2 separate regions of the Mus musculus genome follow, and region 1 is linked to region 2. A link is a loop called in an ENCODE intact Hi-C map of the cell type or tissue named here. Cell type or tissue: left cerebral cortex. All regions are shown on one strand. Each heading gives the region's core, and the rest is flanking DNA. Links, peaks and the distances in the headings are about the cores only.

Region 1 (7,137 bases), core at 1,850-5,849, 67 kb before region 2:
CATTCTTCTCTAACGTTGTAACAATGTGCCTCCTCCTCCAATATCCAGGTCACTCTTAATTCTTCAGTACAATATAAAAGAACAAATTCTCCCTTTTTTCTTAGTAGTCTGTTAACAGGTCAAGAATCAGGAGAGTGGCCCAGCCAACAGTGCTATTTGGAAACACAGGTTTGTGGAAGATCTGCAACAGGAAGCAGAGCATTCAGGAAATGCACATGCGCATTAACTGGGGACGAAGGCTGAAGCTGCATCAGTCTTCAAGGCTAGCTTGACCACTTTGGAGAACTTCTTCCCTGCTAGGAGCAAGTGGTCCAGAGTTCTCTGACAAACTGTGGCTAAACAACTCACAAGAAGAGCTGAACAATACTATTACAATATTCTTTAAATGAGGTTGAAGGACCTGGAAAGTTGGGTCGCTAGTTAACTTGTTTTTGTCGAGGAGCCCGGTTTGATTTCCAGTACCCACATGGTAGCTCACAACACTGAAACTCCAATAGCAGGGGATCTAAAGCCCTCATCTGCCTTCTCTCAGGCGTGCACGTGTGCACAGACTCCAATGCATGCAGAACATTCATACGCATAAACTAATGAACTTTTCTTTGGATTTTTAAAATGAGGTTGAAGACAATTAGACAACTGTCCAATCCAAACAAGAATTTGAGCCCTCTTCTATGTTTCTAGCAATAAAGCAGTGCTTTCAATTAAGGGCAGGCAGATTCTTTTATGATCAATAAGGAGAAAATGCCAGACAGTACTCTAGGTCTAAATTTAAGATGATTCTCTGCCTCTAGAATAATGGCTACTTAATGAGCACACATAAGGTCTAAGTTGATAACTGCTCTCTTTATTGTGCTTCTCCAGTCACTTAGAACTAGCAGTAGCTCTAGAACAGAGATAAAATAGTCATTCCGTATCCACGAGTTCTGCACCCACAGATCCAATTGAACACAAATGAGAAATATTTAGGAAAATTAAAAGTCTGTACCAAAACTATACAGATGTGTTTACGTGTGTGCTCTTGTTTTGTTTCCTAAACATTGAGAACAACTGCTTACACAGCATCTGTACTCAATTAGGTATTTCAAGAAATCCAGGGACAGCGTCATATACACAATAGGATTCCACAGGTTGCCTGGGAATACTGTGTGCGTGGTCTTTTTCGATGGGAGACTTTACTCACGGAACACGGGGTTTGAGAACCGCCAGTGACCTCATTCTACACTTTGGCCCTTGATTCATCCCGTACCACGAGAAGCTCAGCTGGGAGCAGAGACCTGCTAGCCCAAGGCTCACCCCTCCAACCCATCTGCCTACCACAGTGGACCGGTCTGGTTAGCTTTCTTAATATACTTGAAGCAGAACTTCATAGTAACAGACTCCTGTGACTCCCATGAGGGTGGGCCTTACCAAGTACTACACCCAGCTCTCAAAAACCACCCAGCGTACAATCATTCCCCCAAGACCCCCAAGCCAGGAACAACCATCTAAAGGAAACTCTGCCCCACACCTTTGGAAGGTGAAATCATATCCCTTGTACTTTTTGGAAACAGAAAGCTATCCCATACTCTTTAAGTCTCAGGTCCCAGTGCAGCCTTTTAGAGTCTCCTTTTGCTCCATCTTTCCCCTAAACAGGCCTAACCACTTTTGATTTCCATATTCCCCACCCTACTTTTATCTTTGGCAACCAAAGCTTTTCAGACTGATAATCCTGGGCTGGCCCAGTAGGTTTCTCTGAAGCATGTTTTGGTCAAAGTGTACACTGGATTATCAACTTTCAGTCGCCACCGGCAGTAGGAATGAGGAATTTGAAATCCAATTCCAGGCCTTCCCTCAGTTGGCTACAATCTCCCTGTTCTCTATCTCAGCAAGCATGACTAGGCTTAATCTAGACATCCTGGACACAAGACCCCAGGGACGAGTCCTAATTCCTACCTGACTTTGGTGACCGGAATAAGCGTTAGGAGCTGAATTCATTTGCTGAAGTCCTCTCTCTAAGGAATAGGGTCAGTACAGAAGAAATTTGTTATCAACGAGGTGGACCTTAAGCAGCAACAGTGTACTTCCTATGGAAGGGGAAACGTGGGCACAGGCATGTGTGCAGTGTGCACACTTGGAGATGAAGGTAAGCAACAGAACACGGAGCAAGTGCCAGAAGCTGGAGAGGCAAGCATCGATTCCTCCACGGTCCTCTGAAAGGACGTCAGTTTGGTCCCCTACACTGAGACAATGGGATACAATCCACGCCCATGGAGTTTAAGCCACTCTGATGAGTTTGGTACCTCAGCACTAGCAAAGCAACACATCAATTCTCTAAGCGGCAGGCTCCCCCGCTGGAAAATGGGACAAGAAGAGGTCTTCTGGAATAATGAGGAACCAACAAATTACAAGTGAAGTGTCTTGCTTAATTAACCCTTGGCATGACAGCGCCTCGTTAAACTGTTCAACTGTTCCTTATCCTGGTAGAATAGGGTCACCTTTTCCTGCTGTTTCCTAATGTCTGCCCCACCAAACTGCTGAGTGACAGGCCAGGCCAAATTAATCCTACACCAGATTTCTCAGGTGATGAGGGCCACTTAGCCTGGGCTGGCAGGGTGTGGCCTCACGAAGAGGCCTTCCTTTTGCATTATCAACCCGAATCTGGCTCCCTCCCCGCTCTCTGCTCCACACCCACACAAATCCCATCCTTTCCTTCCAGCTGAAGCCACCACCCTAGCCTTGGCCCCAGGCCTGGCCCCTTTCTCTGGTTACAGTTTCTCAAAACCCCCAAGCATTCTACTGCCAGAATATAATCATGTCAAAACCTCATTCTTCAGTTCAGCTCACCCCACCCTGGCCTTTCAACACTGCTCAGAGCCACCCAATCTCCCTTTGCAGCACATTTCCTATTAGCTGTCCGTGCAAGACACGGGCTCTCCACTCTACCTCTGCATATGACATCCTGGCCTCATAATGATCGATTCCTCTATTAATTATAGCCTGCTCAATCAAGCTGGTCCAGCCCTGAGTTCATTTCTCTCTTTCATGAAGCTTTCCCTAAAGCCTTATACTGCTGGATATCCACACACCAGGCTTCATTTTGAACAGCAAAGCGTCAGGCATAGAGCTCAGCTAGACAGCAAACACCTTTAGGCATTCACCCCTTGCAGACTTGTGCTGGGCACCAGGAGCTATGGCTGACTTTGACTTTACTATGTGGAAGGTTTCACCTTTACTCTTCATGCTGCTTTACAGGAGATATAGATCCTGCCTCAAATAAAGATGAGGAAATTAAAGATCAGAGCAATTATGGACATTGTTGATATCATATGGATACCAGAGGGTGGGAGCGACATAGACAGAAGACAAGGGGTGAGCTGAAAAACCAGACCCCAAAGGACATGGATTACAGGCTAGAGGAAAGATGATGTCAAGGACCAGAGATGTGGCTCAGGAGCAAAGGTCTTACCTAGCTTGCAGAGGTAAATCTAGGTTTGTCCAATATATATATTAAATAATATACAGTCTCCTCTCTCTGTCTGTCTCTCTGTCTCTATCTCTCTCTCTACCTACCTGTGTGTGTGTGAGAGAGAGAGAGAGACTTACACACACCAAGGTTGAGCCTTTCTGCTGCTCAATGAAATTTTGTGACTTAGATTGAAATTACATGAGCATATGTACCAAGATGACTCAATGCCAATGTTATAATAAGAACTAGAATTTAGACTGATGCCAAAACTACAGAAATAGATTTATCTAACAGAAAAACCAAATTTAACAAACTGAACTACTACAGTAAATTTTAAGTGGGATGAATACCACGTCTTGACTTTGAGTTCACGTATTCGATGGCACGAGAAACGTCTGGGCTAAGAATGAAGGAAGAGGGCGTGGCCACCAAGGCACCTCATTTAATCTCAGCGGATGTCAACAGCAGAACAGCTAGAAAGTGAAAATGATTTTTATTTTTATTTTGTAACAAATCTAGAGTTCTGCTCAGAACGCTGGGCCACCACTTGAGGCTTAAGCTGTCACCTAGGTTCAGGTGGAACTTGCTGACCTAATTAAGAACACTCACATTTCACAATTTTGTTCATTACTCAGTGTGGTAGTTTGAACAAGACTAGGCTCATGCTTGAATGATTAGAGAGTGACATTGGGAGGTATGGCCTTGTTGGACTAGGTGTGTCATTGGGGGTGGGCTTTAAGGTTTCTGAAACCCAAGCCAAGCCCTAGAGACTCTCTCTTTCTCTTCCTGCTGCCTGCTGACCCAGATGTGGAACTCTCAGCTGCTTCTCCAGCACCATGTCAGCCTGCATGCTGCCATGCCTCCCACCATGATAAGCATGGACTAAACCTCTGAACTGCAAGCAAGCCTCAATTAAATGTTTTCTTTTATAAGAGTTGCCAGGGTCTTGGTGTCTCTTCACAGTGATAGAAGATTAACTAAGACACACATTGACTGAATGCATGGGCTCACAGTAATGCAAAGCTAAATTTACAGTCTGTAACTGGAAGGTGGTGACACAAAGCCCTTCTTTGTCAATGGAGGTGAGAGATGATCATGGTTTTTGCTGTCTGTGTGAGCAACCTCAAAATGATAACCATAAGCGACACTTGTTAATCCCACATCTAATCAGATCAGTTAAAGCAAAGATTACTTGAAGAAAAACCTGACTGACTACCCAATGTCTCCAGTTGATAACACCCTTCCATTCCCTAGCTTGGGAGAAGCAGTTAACTTCCTATGAAACAGCCTGCTACAATAGGTTTCTGCCAACACAACACTGTTGGGCAAGGAGCAGCCAACAGCAGCAAGTCACTAAAGACCGAGAACATTCTAGAACACCTTTAACATTCAAGTCTCAAAGGAGACTGTGGAACCTGCCTATAAACATGTTAATTGTCTCTTAATATCCATTCTTCTTTGCCCCTTGAGGTTCAGGGCTAGGATCTCTTGCCTTCCCCTCAGGTTTTACATGAGGGCAATGAATTGTGCCCCCCATGGGCACATCTCTTCAAAAGGAAAATGGTATAGTTCGCTTTCTTTAAGACTTAAATGTTGAGTAACAGAGCGAGCAAGCCCAGAGCGGTACTGCCCAACCTAATTATAATGGAAAACTTGCACCATTTAAACAAGTTTTGGGGGCTAGGAAGATGGCTTGGGGGTGTGGGGGTGGGGGTGGGGGAGGACATACTAGCTACACAAAGCCTGAAGGCCCAAGTTCCATCCCAGAAACTAACCCAAAAAGCCAGAAGCAGAGGTGTGTCGCTGTAATCCCAGCACTCCTATGGCAAAACTGGGAAGCAGGAAGAGGAGAATGGCCCGAATGCTGGCCAGTTAGCCCGTAGTAGATACGCTGTACAGGCAGGAACAAGAGAGCCTCCCTCAACAAGGGGGAAGGTAGAACTGGCTCTCACTCTTCTATATGCATACATTAGTGTACCTGTGTGCAGTCTCTCCACCCCTCCCTCCCGCCCCCGGCCCACAACTCCCCACACAAACAAATCATGATAGGCAGATTAAAACACATAAACAGCAGCAGATGAAATAAACTTTACTCATTTGTACGATCTAAACCATCAGCAGTCTGCTGAGCAATTATTTTAAAATAACCCCAAGATTCCTTAAAAATATTTAACGGGCTAGAGTGGAGCAGAGTTCAATGTCTTTGACATCTGCTACATGTTTTTAGGTCACCTTAGTTTAAACCAGCACCATTTTAAATGCCCAGGAGTCACAGGGGCCTGGGCATAGCGCAACCTAGAGGGAAGAGAATGGCCGTGTTACTTGGGGTCCAGTGCAGTCTAAGCAAGGAGCTGTGTGCAGACCCTTTGGATTCTTGAAACTCTCACTTCAGAGGAAAGCAGGGTCACTCTATTTGGGCACCTTAACACATTATCCCATCATTAACTAATACATCCAGTATGTTCCAGAAGGATCTTGCAGCGTCCTAGTTATAAAAGAATTTTTCAAAAAAAAAAAAAAAAAAAAAGAAAAAAAGAATTTTTCAAAGAATGCAGAGCTTCATGAGTTGGAACTTAACTCTTATCAAAATCCCTCCAAAAACAAAGACCAAATACAAATGTCCTCCCCCCATCCCCCACACCTCCACCCCGGCCCTCAAGTCCAGCATTGGGAAACACAATTCAAAAGAGACATATGCAAAGAGACTGAATGTGGATCCTTTGACTTTCTCTTGCTCCCGATCTCTGTGCCTCCTAGTAGAGCACCCGCCCACTGGGCAGCCCAGGAAAGAGCTGGAGACATCAGCCCAGTGGACTTCTAGGAAGTTGAAAAAGCAAAATAAAACATTTTCAGAGAGCGTTTCCCAAAACAGGAGAGCATTCTCAGAAATGACAGCCACTGGCATAACCTGTGAGTCAGACACAAGGCCTTTCCTCCTTTCCGTGGACGCAGGAACTCAAGCAGAAGCAAGCCCCAGCCAACAGTTTTAAAGACACAACTGGATATCTGGCTACCGCTCTCCCATCACCTTATAAATGAAACTATCCACCTTTACACAGCAAAGATCTCTGTGCAAAAACTCAACTCAGAACCTCCACAGGATGATTCAGAAGCAACTCCCAGTTCATCACTGAAGAGAAACCCAACGCTGAATCCATGAAGCAAGAGAACATGTAGGTCCACAACAGTCCTCACTGAAACTCATCGGATAAATACTTTGTATCAAAGAGGTAAGAGACAATGACCTGAGATGACTCGTTTGCTCTGAACGCTATCAGATCTTCCCAAGTTTAGGAGTCAAGGTCTGCATTTTACTTCGGTCTCCAGATGGAAAATGTCAAGTTTAAGGAAGAATCAGGTCAAGGTGATGGCTGAAGTTCTGATTCACAGAGCCAGCCAAGGAGCAGCACACAGAGATGCATCATGGGCTCCCGTGAACAGCAGAAGCAACATCCCGCCTCCCCTTCAAAGCCAGTCTGAAAGGGATGTGGCTCGCAGCAAGCAAACCACCCAGATTCCCCCACCACAGGGGAAGGAAGCACACTGGCAATAGTGAGCCTCACTGCTCTACACAAGCTTAGATAATATGAAAGGATTGTATAAAATCGTTATACAGTTTTTTTTTTTTTTTCTTTTCGGGAGGGGTATTGCTGGGAATTAAACCCAGGACTTCCATATGTTAGACAAGTGCT
Region 2 (7,137 bases), core at 1,927-5,926:
CTGATTTAGAAAAATAGAGGTGCACAATGCTCTGGCCGCTCCCCGAACCTGTGTGTCTGCCAATGGTCTGACCAGGCATGTGCCCATTGCTGCACCTCACTGCCAGGTGTTTGTGATATTGGTTGCTGGGAAAGAGTCAGGAAATCTCCCCAGCAACCATAGTCGGGGCCAATCTGGAGTGCTGCACCTTCATTAGACTCTTTCCTTGTTTCCCTCTCATACCCATTTCTTGAGGAATCAATCATTTTAGAATAGACATTGTTTAGATCTGGAAATCCCCTATTCCCCCCCTTCTCCTTTCCCCCCTGAGGGCCTATAAAAACTGGGACCTCTTTCCCCTCGAGGTTGACTCCTCTACCCCTGCGTGGGATATGAGTCGTCCCCAGAGCTCTGGCTTTCTCAGAATAAAGCCTCATGTGGTTTGCAACAAGCTCAGTTTATCGTGAGTTCTTGGGTGTCCGCTATTGTCCTGAGGCCTGAGCGAGGGGCTCCTTTCGGAGTCTTTCACTATCATACATTTTATAGTAGTTGAAAAATGCAGTATTTCATTACTGAAGAGCATACATTTTTAAGAATCACTGAATGTCTAAGTCACTTTAGAAGATCATTATTAACACAATGCTTTGCATGCTCATGTTGCAAACACACACACACACACACACACACACACACACACACACCCTTGAGGAAATAAAATGAAATCAAAATTGTGGGGCAAGCAGAACTGTGTCACTCGATAAAAACTGGGAAGCTCAAGCTGACTGAGAAACCCCGGGACTCTCATATCTGAGAACACTAGGTGTTATCTCTAATCCTGACCCGACCTGGTGCCTGTCCTGGAACACGTGACCACGATATCCCACTTGAAGATCGTGACCACTCGTCATGTAGCGCAGAATACAGAGTTCTGAGGTATCTAGATGGGCCTGCTCTGAGAGTTTAGCCAATAAGCTTCCCTTTCCAGACATGTCTTCTTGCAGAAGGTATTTAATCTCTGGTTCACCCTGAGTACCTCATATGAATTCATTTTTCACCATTAATAAATAATTTGGACAAGCCAGGACTATCGCTCTCATCAAGAACCACTGTGGGAGAAGCCTTCGTCATACAGAGATGCTCTGGGCCGCTTAAGTCTCCTGCAGAAGAGCCCTCCGTGCTCCAGGACACTCATCCCTGAGCTGAGTGAGAGAGTCCCCCAGCCCCCAGCCCCAGGTTTATGGGAACCCCTGCCTCTTTGGCCTCAGCTTGGGCTGTTTCTCCCCTAGGCTGGGGCTCTCATCTAAGCCTGTGTTCTCCCACCCCTGAGTAGTATATCTGTATTTCTGTGAGCCTGACACACGATGTCAGAGAAGGATAAAATGCACACACCCGGCCCCCAGCGGCAGGCAAGAAATGAAACCACACAAAATCTCTCTTTATTTTAATTCATCCTTCTAGATTCAGACAGGTCAGCCTCCAACACCCCAGCTCTTCCGCAACCTTCTGAGTGCTAAGATCACAGGCCGGCCTGACCCTGCCTGGTTTTATTCTCTGTTGTCTCACACCATACTTTTTCTTTTATTTAGTATCTTGAGATGATCTCATGCCACTGTGTGTCAGGTTACCATCTCATGCAAAATCCATCACACAATTATAATCAAATTTATAGTAGATGAACTAACCTTTGTAGCTTGATATTTACATTGATTCTCATCTGTAGCTTCCCCAAAACAGTACTATGATAAATAGGCTTTTTTTTTTTATCATATATTTTTCCTTTAATCTTTCCTTGATTACTGGTTTAGAAAGATTTTCCAGAAGTGAGTTTTTTTTTAAAAAAAAAAAAAACTTTTAATTTTTAAAAGACAGGGTCATGAGTACCACAACAGACCTTGATCTTGAATTTCCCATCCCCCTGCCTCTTCCTCTCAAGGGTGGAGATTACAGTTTGTACCAACGCTCTTGGTGTATGTGGTGTTAGGCATTAGACCAGGGCTTCATTTACACTAGCCAAACACTCTGCTGACAGAGCTATGTCCGAAGCCACAGAAGTAAGTTTTCTGAGTTAAGGATCTGAACAAATTGAGAGATGCTTGTCCAGGCATCTCCCAGAGTGGTTGTTTCAACTTTCATCCCCATCAACTGGGTTTCTGGGGTTCGGTTGCATTCTTAGAGTCATATTCAGACTGAGCTTGTAGGTGGGTGAGAAGTCGCAATTCATTCCTACCTAAAGGTAGCATTGAGCTGAAAGGTCACTAGGATGCAGCTATAAATGAAGTTTCTCTCTCCTGATTTGGAGTCTAGGCAACCACTGTGAGGGTCAAAATTACCCTAAAGAGATCACCACCAAGAGGTTGTTCAAACATTTTATTTGCCTGTAATTGCATCTCCTGGTTACATAGAACAGCAAGTCCACATGGTGCTGAATCAGGATTTATAAAAATTATGCTAAAACCACATCCTGCAATTTGAAAAGGCAAAGCAAGACCTCTTTATTCAATGAGTTATAATTATTGGCTTGTATGTGTTCTCTACCGAGTCAGCTTGCAAGTCCCTTGAGACTTTGCATTCTTGTCACATAGACAAGCAGAGGCAGAGTTCCATGTGTGACTTCAAGAGAGAGCGCTTAACCTTCAACTTCATCAATATAGAAAAATCTCAGCTCAAATCTCTTCCATCTTCAAACCCTGAGCCTCAGAATCCTCAAGTCTGTGTGCTGTCAGACCTCTCTTGGGGGAATCCATTTGTAATCCTCCATAGAGCAGGCGGGTGGGCATCTGTGCTTTGGCACAAAGATCATAACCTCCAGAAGTACAGCTGGAATTTAGAGTCCCTGTCCACCAAAGGAGCTTACACATTTGTGTTTGCAGTCAGCAAAGAAGTGTATTGGTTGATGGGAGTATTATACATTCAGAGCAATATCAAAAGCCTGATGAATTGTTGCAGATCACAGACAGGCTTCCTTGTAAGTGGATGTGAGACCTACTGGCATCCTTTGCTGATAGATTTCCCCTGGGGGTTGTAGGTGATGTTCCAGGAACACATTCTATTGTTAAGGAGAGCCATTGTTTACTGGTGGGCAGGCAGTCCTGTTTCATGAATAGTGTTTGGGTCTGTGGTTTGTTTATTTTCCTACAAAAAAATGCAATGGATTATACAATCTCTTCAGTGGGCAGTCTTAGAATTCCCATGGTACAATAGCTCATTCTTCTAAAACTGCCTTAAAGATGGATGGGCCATCTATCACGCATAATAGCACACGCCATCCTTGTGTTCCTGCCCCTCCCCTCCTTTCCCTTTCTCCTCCACAGACCCCTGTTTTCTTTTTCAGCGCCTCATCTATAATCTTTGCTGTACCAGCTTGCTCACATTTTTTGATTATTGTTTCTTTTGTAACAATTCCAACACATTTCCTTCCCCATTTGTGATTTTTTAATTTTTGGTTAGCCTTTCCTTTCCTTTATTTTATTTTATTTTATTTTTTTCTATCCAAGTTGTATTTACTTTCATTTTCTTCCCAATAGCAGATTTCTCTCCATGCCTGTCACATTTAATTGAGGTTGGATGCATGATCAAGGTGGGGAAAAAAAGGCCTTTTCTTCTCATTATTAAAAAGGGAACTACTTTCAATCTGGTCTAATAGCTTAGCCCAGAACACTGCCTATCTTGCTGGGATCCCCAGCCTTTTCTTTTAAAAGCAGCTTTTAACGAGCAGCTTTATGTTCTGTCTGGAGTCCATGCAGGACACGGAGGCTTTGGGACAGAGCATCTTTATCACTGGCCTCGCCTCCCTCCCCCACTGTTTCTGTTGCTTACAGATGTTGTGTGCTGAAATCCATGCTCTTGTTCAAGGGGAAACGGATAGGCCAAAGCTTGCTAATCAAAGCCCCAAAGATATTACATATTATCCAACACTGACGCCAAGAGCCTCTCTTACACGTGGGCTACAAAGAATTTGAGAAAACCATCTAGTACAGTGAGTGGTTATCTGATGTGGCTTGCTCAGGACCAGTTTACTCTGCTCATATGTCTTTAGCACGGTGCGCTTTATTCGGTTGGCTCCTGCGTGTGCATGGGTGTCAGGCAGTATGTGTTGCTGGAGACTTTGCTGGAGCCCACTCCTGGGTGAGTGTGGGAGGGGAAAATATAAATTCTAAAATGTGGAGTATCTCATGCTCTCAATGAGTCATTTCCTCATTTCTCATTAATTTGGCTTAGATCCAACCCTAGGGGAAAAAAAACCCCACTATTTTAATGCATTTGTTCGCATCTGAGAAGTCTCACTTAAGACTTAATAAATACGACCTGCCAATTTAAAGAAGAGAAAAAAATATCTTGCCACAATCTGTTAAATTAGGCTAAGGGTGTGTTTCTAATTTTGAAACCATCTTTGCTTTCTAAAGCATTTGTATATAACTTAGAAATATTCGGAGGTGTATACTGCTGCTTAGATATAAAATGGGATATGCTATTATTGTTCCATCTACTGTGGCTTCTTTACATGTATATTTTTTCACAGCAGTTGATATTTTGTGACAGGATGGCTTGAAGCTCAGCAACCTGCAAATGCTATGTGATAACACGGGACTCACCTCTCCACTCCACTGTAAAAGTTGAAAAGGCTGTAAATCAAGTGTGTGACTGACTCAGGATTGCCCAGTACAGCCCTTTTGAAATTATCCAGTGATGTAGAAATTAGAAGTAGAATGCCCCATGAAATCATCAGACTGAGCTATTCTAGGCTCAGATAAAAAAGTCTTTTCGGGGTATGTTTTTCCAACAGGTTTTGTAATTATCAGGCATAGACTGGGTATGGTTGATAATTTATCAAATTTCTTTTTTACCAAGATGTAAAACCGCAGACCATGTCACCAAGAAGCCCAGGCCTGTCTTGAGATGAAATAGCATTCGGTGTGGAGGCTAGTTCATAAATCAGAAAGGTTAAGGATGACATTGTGTGTGTCACTTTATCTCTCTCTTGTGAGGTAGCAAGAGTTCAGAGAGAGAGACAGTCTAGACATGACAGCAGGAAAGATGTCACTCATTTGATTGATATTGTTGTCTACCTGCCAATGTCTTGAAAGATTAGAAGGAGGCAGGGAAGAGCCCCAGGCTAGGTGGGTTGGACAAAGTAGGCAGGTACACTGCATTAAGTAAACATACGTCCAGAAATAAAGTCCGATTGTGACCTTTCAATCCAAGCAAAGCTGACCATTAAAACTCAGCGTTTGTGTCACTGATCCCTGATTCCTTGACATTCTGTTACCTCTGTCGATATCATTTCATCCACACGAAATAGCAGATCTTTCTTTTAAAACTCAGTTTTGCTCTCCTCATCTTCGGAAACTGATCACAGAGATAAAGTCCAGAACTCACCCACCACCTGCTATATGCTTCTATTCTTTTCTTTATTCAAGGCACTGCCGTGTACAAGCTGAGTTAACTTCTCTGTGTCCTTCAGCTGATGAACCGAAGCTCCTCGATGAAGCTTGCCTTGGTTTATATTTGTTTTTTACTGTGCCTAACACAGAACCGAGAATGTTATAAGATCATTGCAATTGTAGAAAGTGAATGGATGAATGAGTGAATGAATGAGCGAATGAATGAACGAGTGAATAAATGAATGAGCTAATGAGTGAGTGAATGAATGAGTGAATGAGTGAATGAACGAATGAGTAAATGAATGAGTGAGTGAGTGAGTGAATGAATGAGTTAGTGAGTGAATGAATGAACAAGAGAACAAATGGAGGCACATTTTTAGCATAATGAATCAGAAATAGTACCTCCAGAGATGCTGCTTCGTGTATATGGTAATGCAGAGTAGATTAAATGTTGTCTAAGAAAGTGCCATAAATCAAATAGTTTTCTTGGCTTTTAAGTGACCGTGAAGAAAGAACATTAGAAGTCATCTATTCAAAATCCCACATCAAGTGAGAAACTCTTTCTAGGGCTTTATTGACAAACGAGGGGCTGGCTTGCATCTGAATCTCCAAGAGCCAGAGGAAGCATCTACTCCACAGGGAGTCTCTTGTATCCCTCCCAGTACTGACATAAATATACTTGACCTTTATCAAGTGTCTGGGATTCACTCTGTACTCCAAAGTCTGTGTATTTATACTTTTTCACCCCCCTGTTGTATAACCTCTCATTCCAGACAGGGCACCAAAGACAGACCACAGGAATGATTCCACCCACACTTAGCTTAGCGAGCCAACGGGCTTACTAGAGTTATTTATAGGAGTAAGGGGCTACTGACAGAGGTATGATTGACTCAAAGGCAGCCGGGTCACTGGAAAGCCCACCTCAGCATGTGTGAGGAATCATGAAGAAAATATCCTTGGAGCTTCCTACCTAACTTTTAGGCAGCTCAGAGTGCCAGTCTCCTCTCTCTACAGTTGGTACCAGTTACATCTCTTTGGGGAGGGGCCATTTGAATCGTGTCAGCCTCATGAGTTTCCTGAGCCTTTTAGTTCCACTTACTTCAGCCCCTTCTAAACCTCCCTCTTTCCTCCAGGAGAGAATGGTTCCACTCAGAGGAAATAGCTACACAATTCTTACAAAGCTCTGTGAGATTGGGTGTTCCTATTATTATTTTGCAAATGAAGAAACAGGGGTGTAGAACAAATGATTTGACAAATGCTAGAGCCAGTTCTCCAAGCCAGGTATGTCTTGTTCAAGCTATATGCTAGCCACCAAAGCTCCACTGTATCATTTGGATTTCTAAGCCCTAGTCTCCTTACTGTGAAGTGAGGGGGTGTGATGGATTGTAGGACTTCAAAAGTCTTCCTGCTCTGGGAGAATCTAAATTCAGCAGTGTAGGCTGGTGTTCGGGGTAAGTTTTTCTCCCTTGCCAGTTGAGATGCTCTAAGCAGGAGTTCTGCCTTTAAATCTGTGTGAGAGAAAACTGGCTCAGCATTAGAGACCTGGAATAACAGATGCCAAAAGAAAACCGTATTTGAGTCAACAGTAACTTTCTAGCAAATTCAACATAGTGCCTTGAATATTTTAGGAGTCTCATAATTGTTAGGCCCAAAGAACAGGTTTAGAACTTGGGAAACATATAACCAAGAGGAATTTAAAGTCTTTTTCTGTATCTGGTTTGGAGTTAAAGCTGATTTTTTTTTATTAGCTCATATTTGTTGTACAAAGCAATGGGAT

Evidence for each region. Peaks named below come from ENCODE experiments on the same cell type or tissue, not always from the same donor. Only the 100,000 strongest peaks of a DNase experiment are listed, where the experiment ranks them.
Region 1: a loop joins it to region 2, with 2.1 times the contacts of the local background. A loop is called at or near these places in 1 of 42 quality-filtered maps.

What each region holds. Positions count from the first base shown.
Region 1 is chr15:10,677,067-10,684,203 of GRCm38, forward strand. The region is part of intron 2 of Rai14 (retinoic acid induced 14); the gene reads right to left. Among named protein-coding and RNA genes, the nearest start is that of Gm52214, 28 kb to the right of the region's middle. In left cerebral cortex, for the core only: no CTCF peak of the experiment used is centred there; a DNase peak (open chromatin) is centred at 3,779.
Region 2 is chr15:10,743,743-10,750,879 of GRCm38, forward strand. The region is part of intron 2 of 4930556M19Rik (RIKEN cDNA 4930556M19 gene); the gene reads left to right. Among named protein-coding and RNA genes, the nearest start is that of 4930556M19Rik, 32 kb to the left of the region's middle. In left cerebral cortex, for the core only: no CTCF peak of the experiment used is centred there; DNase peaks (open chromatin) are centred at 4,074 and 4,521.